Linked DNA regions of Homo sapiens: region 1 is linked to region 2. Evidence: chromatin contacts called from ENCODE Hi-C or POLR2A ChIA-PET data. All regions are on one chromosome and are shown on one strand. Each heading gives the region's core, a stretch centred on a gene start or an enhancer-like site at or near the end of the contact. The rest is flanking DNA. Distances are from core to core; before and after follow the strand shown.

The links. Hi-C counts contacts between places; a loop is a spot of excess contacts on that map. ChIA-PET counts read pairs that join two places held with the same protein, here RNA polymerase II (POLR2A). Pooled maps may share reads with other maps.
Region 1: a map of CD8-positive, alpha-beta T cell shows a loop between it and region 2 (14-fold over the local background). The contact joins the promoter of GSK3B-DT here to the promoter of CCDC191 in region 2. A Hi-C loop is called at or near these places in 2 of 168 maps with a recorded cell type or tissue (CD8-positive, alpha-beta T cell and naive thymus-derived CD4-positive, alpha-beta T cell) and 11 of 50 pooled maps. POLR2A ChIA-PET finds 5 or more read pairs at or near these places in 1 of 52 experiments (PC-9).

The regions. Positions count from the first base shown.
Region 1 is chr3:120,092,870-120,097,240 of GRCh38, reverse strand. GSK3B-DT (GSK3B divergent transcript) reads right to left here and starts at 2,137. Exons shown (of 3, transcript NR_186629.1): 1 at 1,463-2,137. GSK3B (glycogen synthase kinase 3 beta) reads left to right here and starts at 2,794. Exons shown (of 11, transcript NM_001146156.2): 1 at 2,794-3,894. The coding sequence starts at 3,807. RefSeq lists enhancers at 1,686-2,005, 2,285-2,579, 2,206-2,615.
Region 2 is chr3:114,054,624-114,059,034 of GRCh38, reverse strand. CCDC191 (coiled-coil domain containing 191) reads left to right here and starts at 2,509. Exons shown (of 17, transcript NM_020817.2): 1 at 2,509-2,658. The coding sequence starts at 2,569. QTRT2 (queuine tRNA-ribosyltransferase accessory subunit 2) reads right to left here and starts at 2,298. Exons shown (of 10, transcript NM_024638.4): 1 at 2,171-2,298; 2 at 1,929-2,036. RefSeq lists enhancers at 1-249, 2,358-2,767.

The DNA.
Region 1 (4,371 bases), core at 888-3,387, 6.0 Mb before region 2:
GCAATTATCCTGCCTCAGCCTCCCAAGTAACTGGTATTATAGACGCCCGCCACCACGCCCAGCTAAGTTTTAAAGTTTTAGTAGAGACGGGGTTTCACCATGATGACCAGGCTAGTCTTGAACTCCTAACCTCAGGCGATCCACCTGCCTCGGCCTCCCAAATTGCTGGGATTACAGTCATAAGCCACCACTCCTGGCTTGTCCATAAACTCTTGATCTTGAGCTAACATGATATGCACATTATAAGATACACACAGAAATAAAAAAAGGATTAAAGGTGCACTATTTTAAAGATAAATTTCAACCGGCCCGGTGTGGTGGCTTACGCCTGTAATCCTGACACTCTGTGAGGCTGAGGCAGGCAGATCACCTGAGGTCGGGAGTTCGAGACCAGCCTGACCAACATGAAGAAACCCCGTCTCTACTAAAAATACAAAAGTAGCTGGCATGGTGGCACATGCCTGTGATCCCAACTACTTGGGAGGCTGAGGCAGGAGAATCACTTGAATCGGGGAGGCGGAGGTTGCGGTGAGCCGAGATCGCGCCACTGCACTCCAGCCTGGGCAACAAGAGTGAAACTCCGTCTCAAAAATAAATAAATAAATAAAGATACATTTCAATTATTTAAGGTCCCAAACCATTTTGTTTTCACCCTCCTACTGCTATCGGGCCCCTAACAATTATTAACACTTTTTCCAATGCCTCATTGGCCAAGGGATGTTTTTAGGTTGGCCTGCAGGGTTTGAAAATTTGGTTACCAACATTTAAAAATGCAGAGATTTCACACAAAAATCCAATTTTGGGGTTTCTTTTGGGAGGAAAAAAATTGAACATCTGAGAACACTGGACCCACATTCCTGAGGGCAACAATCTGCTAGAGTTGAGCAGCTGTTCCTTTTAGTTATGGCATGGATATTCCAATTTGCCATTTTCCCTATCATTCCCCATTGTCTTACACAAGGCCAGTCTCACTCATTTGCTTTACTTGTCTGGCCTCTGTAGCCATTTGAATCTGCAAACACTATCTAGACCTTTCCTGTCTTCCATCAAAGCTTACTTTGTTCTGTCCCAAGTCCTTCATCAGTGTTTCAAAGCAAGAGCCAGGTAATCTGATCAAATATAGGTCCTTTAACATGTGCTTTCTGGAGACAGCATCTTAACAGAAAGAGATGACTCTGCAGGTAGAAATTACAGGCACCACTGGATTACAATCAGGATGGCAACTGTCTGTTCTACTTTCTCTGTTATCTTGACGTAGCCATACCTCACTGTTCTAAAGCAGACCAAAGGAACTGGTTCTATGGTAGAACAATGGACGCTGGTCTTATGTATGAAATCTTCTCAAGCTGCACTTTTATAGATCACCCTAGTTCCAAAAGATCCAAAGCTACCACGGGCTCCTCTGACCCCCCCATTTCCTCGGAGGCTTCAGGATATCCGGCCTGACGGCATTTCCCCTCACCTGCTTTCGGGGCCCGTTTTGCGCTGGGCAGTTGCGCCCAAGGAGCGCGCGCATCCAGCATGAGCTCATTTCTCATGGGCGTTTCCAGAGGCCCGGCCGGGCCGCGCACACCAAGCGCAGCAAGCCTCTGTATCAATGGCCCCCGCGGCTGGGCGGGGCGCGGCCGCCCAAAGGCGCTGCCTTTCTGGAAGCTTTGTTCCCATTTTAGCGTCTGAGAGCTTGCAGCCGGCTGGGAAGGCCCCCTTGGTCCGTCTGGCCCTTTCGGGGAAGAGGCCAACACTCGGCACACGCGATCCACGGCAGAGGGGAGCCTTGGGCGCGCAGAATTGGCTGCGCCCCGCCGAGAGCCTCCTGTGGGTGGGGAGAGCCCCTCCACCCCTCTGCTCGCTTGAGCGCTCAGAGCCCAGGGCCGCCGACCGCAGCACTTTCCGATTTGCTGCACCGAGGGCCCGCGGTCCCTGTGTGCGGTTTCCACCGTTGTTGGAGGCGGCCGCAGGCGAACCGTCGGGTCGTCAGCCACGACCCGAGTCAGGCATCTCCCCGCTCCTGGGACCGGGGCCGAAGGCCAATCACACTGCAGCTAGGTCTTGCGATTGGACGGCAGTGAGAGCCGATTGGCCGCCGCCGCGAGTTTCGGGCTCCCTCCCTCTCCCTTTTGCCCCAACTCCAGCGCCTAAGCTTCAGGCCAATGAGACAGCGCTTTATAGACGCCCTCCCTTCGCTTTCTTCTCCCCACCTTGGAGAGGGAGGGGAAGTCCTGACTGGCCAGACTGTCCTCGGAAGCCCCCTTCTCTTCACCAATCACCGAAGGAGGTACGCTCCCAGCGGAGTTTTCCAGCCAATCACAAAGCGGCGGCGGCGCCCAGCCGTGCAGTTTCACCAGCGTCTCTGGGTTTCACCGTCCTCAACTCTTCAAGCCTCTTCGTAAGGGCCGGCGACTCTGATTGGCCACTGTTGCCATTGTCGAATGTCTCCTCCAGCCAGCCACCGAACAAGGCGAATTCACCCTTTCCGTTCGGCTACCTTCGGCATTTTCCGCTCTTTGGGCGTGGCTTCCCAGCGTCACTTTCTAATTGGTTTCTCAGGCTGATCGGCTTTTTCCGGGAGGAGCCGCAAACAAACGACGTCCGTGATTGGCTCCGTTCGGGCTTCGGCTCCCAGCCGAAGCGGGCGAGCGTGGGGCTCGGCCGGCGATTCCCAGACGCCTGTTACGCGGGCGGCGGGGCGCTGGGCGGTGTAAGGCTGGGTGGGGGAGGAAGGAGGTGGAGGACGAGTAGGAGGGGGGAGGAGGAGTGGGGAAGTGCAAGGCGGCTGCGCAGACAGCGCTCCTCACACAGAGCAGCTCCTGACCCGGGCGAATGCGGGCTTGTGCCGCCGCCGCCGCCGCCGCCGCCCGGGCCAAGTGACAAAGGAAGGAAGGAAGCGAGGAGGAGCCGGCCCCGCAGCCGCTGACAGGGCTCTGGGCTGGGGCAAAGCGCGGACACTTCCTGAGCGGGCACCGAGCAGAGCCGAGGGGCGGGAGGGCGGCCGAGCTGTTGCCGCGGACGGGGGAGGGGGCCCCGAGGGACGGAAGCGGTTGCCGGGTTCCCATGTCCCCGGCGAATGGGGAACAGTCGAGGAGCCGCTGCCTGGGGTCTGAAGGGAGCTGCCTCCGCCACCGCCATGGCCGCTGGATCCAGCCGCCGCCTGCAGCTGCTCCTGGCGCAATGAGGAGAGGAGCCGCCGCCACCGCCACCGCCCGCCTCTGACTGACTCGCGACTCCGCCGCCCTCTAGTTCGCCGGGCCCCTGCCGTCAGCCCGCCGGATCCCGCGGCTTGCCGGAGCTGCAGCGTTTCCCGTCGCATCTCCGAGCCACCCCCTCCCTCCCTCTCCCTCCCTCCTACCCATCCCCCTTTCTCTTCAAGCGTGAGACTCGTGATCCTTCCGCCGCTTCCCTTCTTCATTGACTCGGAAAAAAAATCCCCGAGGAAAATATAATATTCGAAGTACTCATTTTCAATCAAGTATTTGCCCCCGTTTCACGTGATACATATTTTTTTAGGATTTGCCCTCTCTTTTCTCTCCTCCCAGGAAAGGGAGGGGAAAGAATTGTATTTTTTCCCAAGTCCTAAATCATCTATATGTTAAATATCCGTGCCGATCTGTCTTGAAGGAGAAATATATCGCTTGTTTTGTTTTTTATAGTATACAAAAGGAGTGAAAAGCCAAGAGGACGAAGTCTTTTTCTTTTTCTTCTGTGGGAGAACTTAATGCTGCATTTATCGTTAACCTAACACCCCAACATAAAGACAAAAGGAAGAAAAGGAGGAAGGAAGGAAAAGGTGATTCGCGAAGAGAGTGATCATGTCAGGGCGGCCCAGAACCACCTCCTTTGCGGAGAGCTGCAAGCCGGTGCAGCAGCCTTCAGCTTTTGGCAGCATGAAAGTTAGCAGTGAGTATTGGTTTTATTTTACACCCCTTTTCCACCTCGCCCTTAAAATAAGAAACCTCGAAATACCAGGATCTGAAATTATTAGACCTCCTGATAAACAGGCAATGGAAAAGGGCAAAACCTATCTTCAGTCAAGGATGAAGCAGCTCCCTTTTTACTCCTCCCATACCCCCTCCCCCGGTCTCATTAACCTTGAATTGAGATAATATGATATTTATTTGGATGATTCGATTTCAAACTGCTTTCTTGTACTTTTCTTGCTGTTGGTAGTCAGTTTCATCAAGTGCTCGAGTGTTTCCACGTTAAAGTAGTGATGACAGTGTTTACTTGCCCATCCTTTAGAATAAAGAGAAGGACAAGATTTGATTACTAAACCATTATGCACATTTGCAGAATTTTTGGAATTTGGAATGAGAGAATATTTTAGGTCTCAGGGGTTATCATAGTTTGATATACTTAATAGAGACGTTAAATGTC
Region 2 (4,411 bases), core at 1,260-3,759:
AATTTCCTAAGGCAAAAGATGGTCATATTTTTTGTGAAAGGAAAGCTGTATATATAAGTACACATCAGCATCTCTTACCCCTCTCTCCCACACATGTACACTTTCTATAATCATAGTATATGCATAGAAAAATGACTGAAGGACTTTTAAACAATGTGGTGCATTGAGCTGACTCAGAAATGACACACAGAAATGAAGAACGCTGGCCGGGCACGGTGGCTCACGCCTGTAATCCCAGCACTCTGGGAGTCCGAAGTGGGAGGAACACCTAAGGTCAGGAGTTCGAGACCAGCCAGGCCAACATGGTGAAACCGTCTCTACTAAAAACACAAAAATCAGCCAGGTGTAGCAGCACATGCCTGTAATACCAGCTACTCCGGAGGCTGAGACAGGAGAATCACTTGAACCCAGGAGGCAGAGGTTGCAGTGAGCCAAAATCATGCCACTGCAGTCCAGCCTGGGTAACAAAGCAAGATGCCGTCTCAAAAAAAAGAAATGAAGAACGCTACAATTCTAGAAAACAGTAAATGAAGATTTTTCCAAGGCATTCGGAAATCGTTACACCATTTGGTAGGGGGAAAGAGATAACGACGACGTTAAACTTTGTTGAGTATGTGTGTTAAAAATTCAGAAGTAACTGTTAAACGATTAATGACAGAATGCATAATTTCCAAACTCACTGGAGAGGGAAGTGGGAAGATAAAGAAAAATGAATTAACCTAATAAAAGGCAAGAAAGGAAAAGAGACCAAAAAAAAGAAATAGAAAACACAAAATAAGATGGTAGAATTCCAAATGTCAGTAATCACAATAAAAGTTAAATTAATTTCACATATAGAAAGACAATAATAGCAACTAACATTTATCGGGTATTTACTATGTATTAAGCACTGTTCTTTATATATTCACTCCATTAATCCTCAGATCAAATGCATAATATAGATACCATTATTATCTGCATTTTATGTATGATAAACTGAGGCTGATAAAATCCCCAGCTGGTAAGTGGCAGAGCAAGGACTTTAATTATTGAAGTCTAGTTTTCAGCGCTGTACTCTAATAGGCTGGGAGCTTATTAGAAGTTCCATCTGGTACACAAGCACATTATAATCTTAGTTTCCATTTTGCTATAGTGTTCTTCTTCTTTTCCCTTTCTCCCTCCCGCCTCTAATCCATCCTCCCAGTCTCTGCAATCTTTCTCCATTCTCATACAAATATTTAAACATACTTGCATATGGGAGGGAGTGTTTTGGTCAGGGTTTGCTTTTACAAAAATGGAAACATATTATACTATAATATATGCACTTCTCTGCAATTTGCTTTTCTCTCAAGAATAAACATTAGACGTCTTTCCTGAAGAAGAGACATAAAGCTAACTTACCCTTTTGAAAAAAACTACTTCGTGGTACTGCATAGTTTGTATGAGCACAATTTATTCAACCGCCTTTCAGACAGACCAGTTACAGAGCTGGTCCTAGGATCGCTGCAACAGTCCGAGGGCATAGCTTCCCTAACTTCATTTTCACCAATTTCAAATCAACTTTAGTTTACATTTCCTGGCAGAATGCTTCACATACATTTATTTTTAATCATTACAACACTCCAGTGATTCAGGTATTATCGTCCCCATTTTGCATGAGAAAACAGGGTCTCTGAGTTATTAAACAAGTTGCCTAGGGTCATATAGCCACAAAGTAGTTGAATTCAAAACTCCTGTTCTAAATCTTTACTCTGCTTTATAAGCCCATTTATCACCCCTAAATGGGCTGTCTCTGGAAACACCTCGGCTAAGCCAATAAGCCTGGATTTATCTTTGCTCCATGGGCCATCTCCATGGCCCCAGACCTCCCTAGGCACCTGGCTCAGAGATTGAAGACGGTCCCACCCTCCCATGGGCAGTTCGGAATAAAAACTTCCTGAAAACTCTACCTTTCAGCAGAGGCTAGTCGAAAGGGGCCCTTTTATCTCAGAGGTGTCGGCGACGCTCACACGATTTATGAGAATCTGAACTTACAGAAACCAATCCACCAGGACACCCTGAAAAGGGAAGCAGAGGAGACATGGCGGGAGTACAATCACCGTTACTGCAACACAACCAGGAAGCGTCTGGACGCGACGTGACTCATCCATCTCTAGCAGCTCCCACACCAGCAGGGCAAAGGGGCACTTACCTGCCAACAAACCATTCGACTCTTTCAGTCTTCAGACCCCTCAAACTCCTCACAGTTCACTACCACGTGTTGCAAAATTCTCTGCCCCAAAATCACTGCCTCCAGTGCAGAGCCAATCAGGGAGTACTGCGTCATCACTGGGCGCCAGAAAAAAAGCAAAGCCGACATTCAAGCGAGCCTTGATGACGGCAAGAGCGAGGGACCTCTGCCGTTGCTATGGTAACTGAGCCAACGCGAGCGGCCTGCGCAGAGCCTCGTGGGAGTGGTGGTTCGACGGTGTCCTATGCCTGCTTTCCTTGCGGGCGGAGGAACTACAATTCCCAGCGTGACCCGGAGGCAGCCCGGGCAGAAGGGCGGTTGCTGCAGCTTTGGCCGAGGTTCGGGCTCGAACTTGGAAAATGCTCCTGGCGCCTCAGGGAAGGTCCTTCTCAAAGAAAAGGATGGGGCTGAATCGCTGGAAACGGTTCACAAGGAAGCCGAGTCCCAAGGTGATCCCAATCGAGAGCTTTGGAGGGCGGGGACTTTCCCAAGGCGCGGCGCAGTCAGGAAGCCAGTCGCGGCCCGTCTGTGCTTCCTGCCTCTTCATCCTGAGCTGACACGCCCCTGCCTTGACCGCCCCAAAGCCAGCATTACCCTGAGTGAAATGCTCTAGGAGCTCTGGGGTCTGGGCACATTACGGCTTTGGTGGGCAGCATCGTGGAAGAACTGTTTGTAACGCTTTTCTAAAACCGGAGGTGTCTGCTAATGCCCATCGGGGTGAAAGGAGTTTGCAAACTCCGTTCCCCCTACCTTAAATTTTAGGAAACTTCTCGCACATTTCTTTCTTTTTCTCTCTCTTTTTTTTTTTTTGCAAATCTTGGGGTAATTGATCTTTATTAACGGGAGAGAGCTTCACATTAAATACCCTGCCTATATTCCTGCCCCTTCACTTTTACGTAAAGTATCTAAATAAACTCAGGAGTGCAAATGGATATTGAATACATTAATACTTGATTCACATAGTAATTTCTAAATTCAACCAACTTTCAAAAAATAGATTCTCTCCGTATCTATCACCCATTTGGATGCATTAGCACCTGAAGATAAGAAAAAAATAATAACCCCATTTTAAACTTGAAACATATGTGACATGTGCAAAGTCACAGTTGCACCGTGTGCTTTCCACAGACTACCTTTTTAACAGTCCCCAAAAAGATGCTTAAAATCTAAATGAGAGTACTAAAATGGAGAAGCTTCTCAGCTTTCAGCTACAGAGCAGTTTCACCAGCTGTTTTCACCCTTAAGTTATACTTTCCTAAATAATATTCTGTAGATGTATGTGGCCTTTTTGAGGGCCCCAGGCGATTGTTCTTGCGATTTATTCTAAATTTACCAGCTAAATGCATTGGACATATTCCACATGACAAATATGTTGCCCTAGATACTAGAGGGCACAGACTGAAGCATCAGGGAGACTTGGAAACTGAGGCTGCTGCTATTTCAATACATCAGTTGCATAATGTATTGGATCCAAGATAGGATATAGATATGGACTTGATGATGAAAGGTAAAAATTTAGAATAATTTCTTAGGACTCCAAAAGGAAGGATTTTTGCTGCTAGTGCTCATTATTACTGCCTAGAGAAAAAAAGGTAAAAACATAGGGCTTCTTCAAGTTCAGTTGTATTTTAATTAGATCAGCTCTTTCTTTGTTGCAGTGACAAAATTATTAAGCAGTACAGCTGCGTTAGTTATCAGTAAGATGCTTTGAAGGTAAAGTGTTAGGTAAGTGAAAGAGTATTATATTTTTCCCACCTCCATGTGTCAGTATGCTAGTTTAGATATCCCCTTATTTTATTATTATTATTATTATTATTATTTTAAAGAGTATATTTGAGTAAGAAGCAATTCATGAACTGGGAACGCCAAACCAAAAGAGATTTAGTGCTCCAATGACAAATCATCAGGATATCCCCTTATTTTAAAAACACACCTGAATTTTTAGTGAAGAAGATAACTCTATTTGTTAAGTGACTATTAGAGGGAATTCTGCAAGCTTCTGGGAGTTTCAGAGGTTGAAGAAAGGAAATGTCCTGATAGTTTTACTTCTAATTTCAGATTAATACCTGACTGATCTGGGTGGAAATTTATATTTTCTGCTTTGTAAAACAGTAAAAGTCAGATTGATTAACCCTCGCCCCATTCCCCAGTTTTTGTTGTTGTTGTTGTTTGTTTGTTTGTTTGTTTTTGAGACAGAGTCTC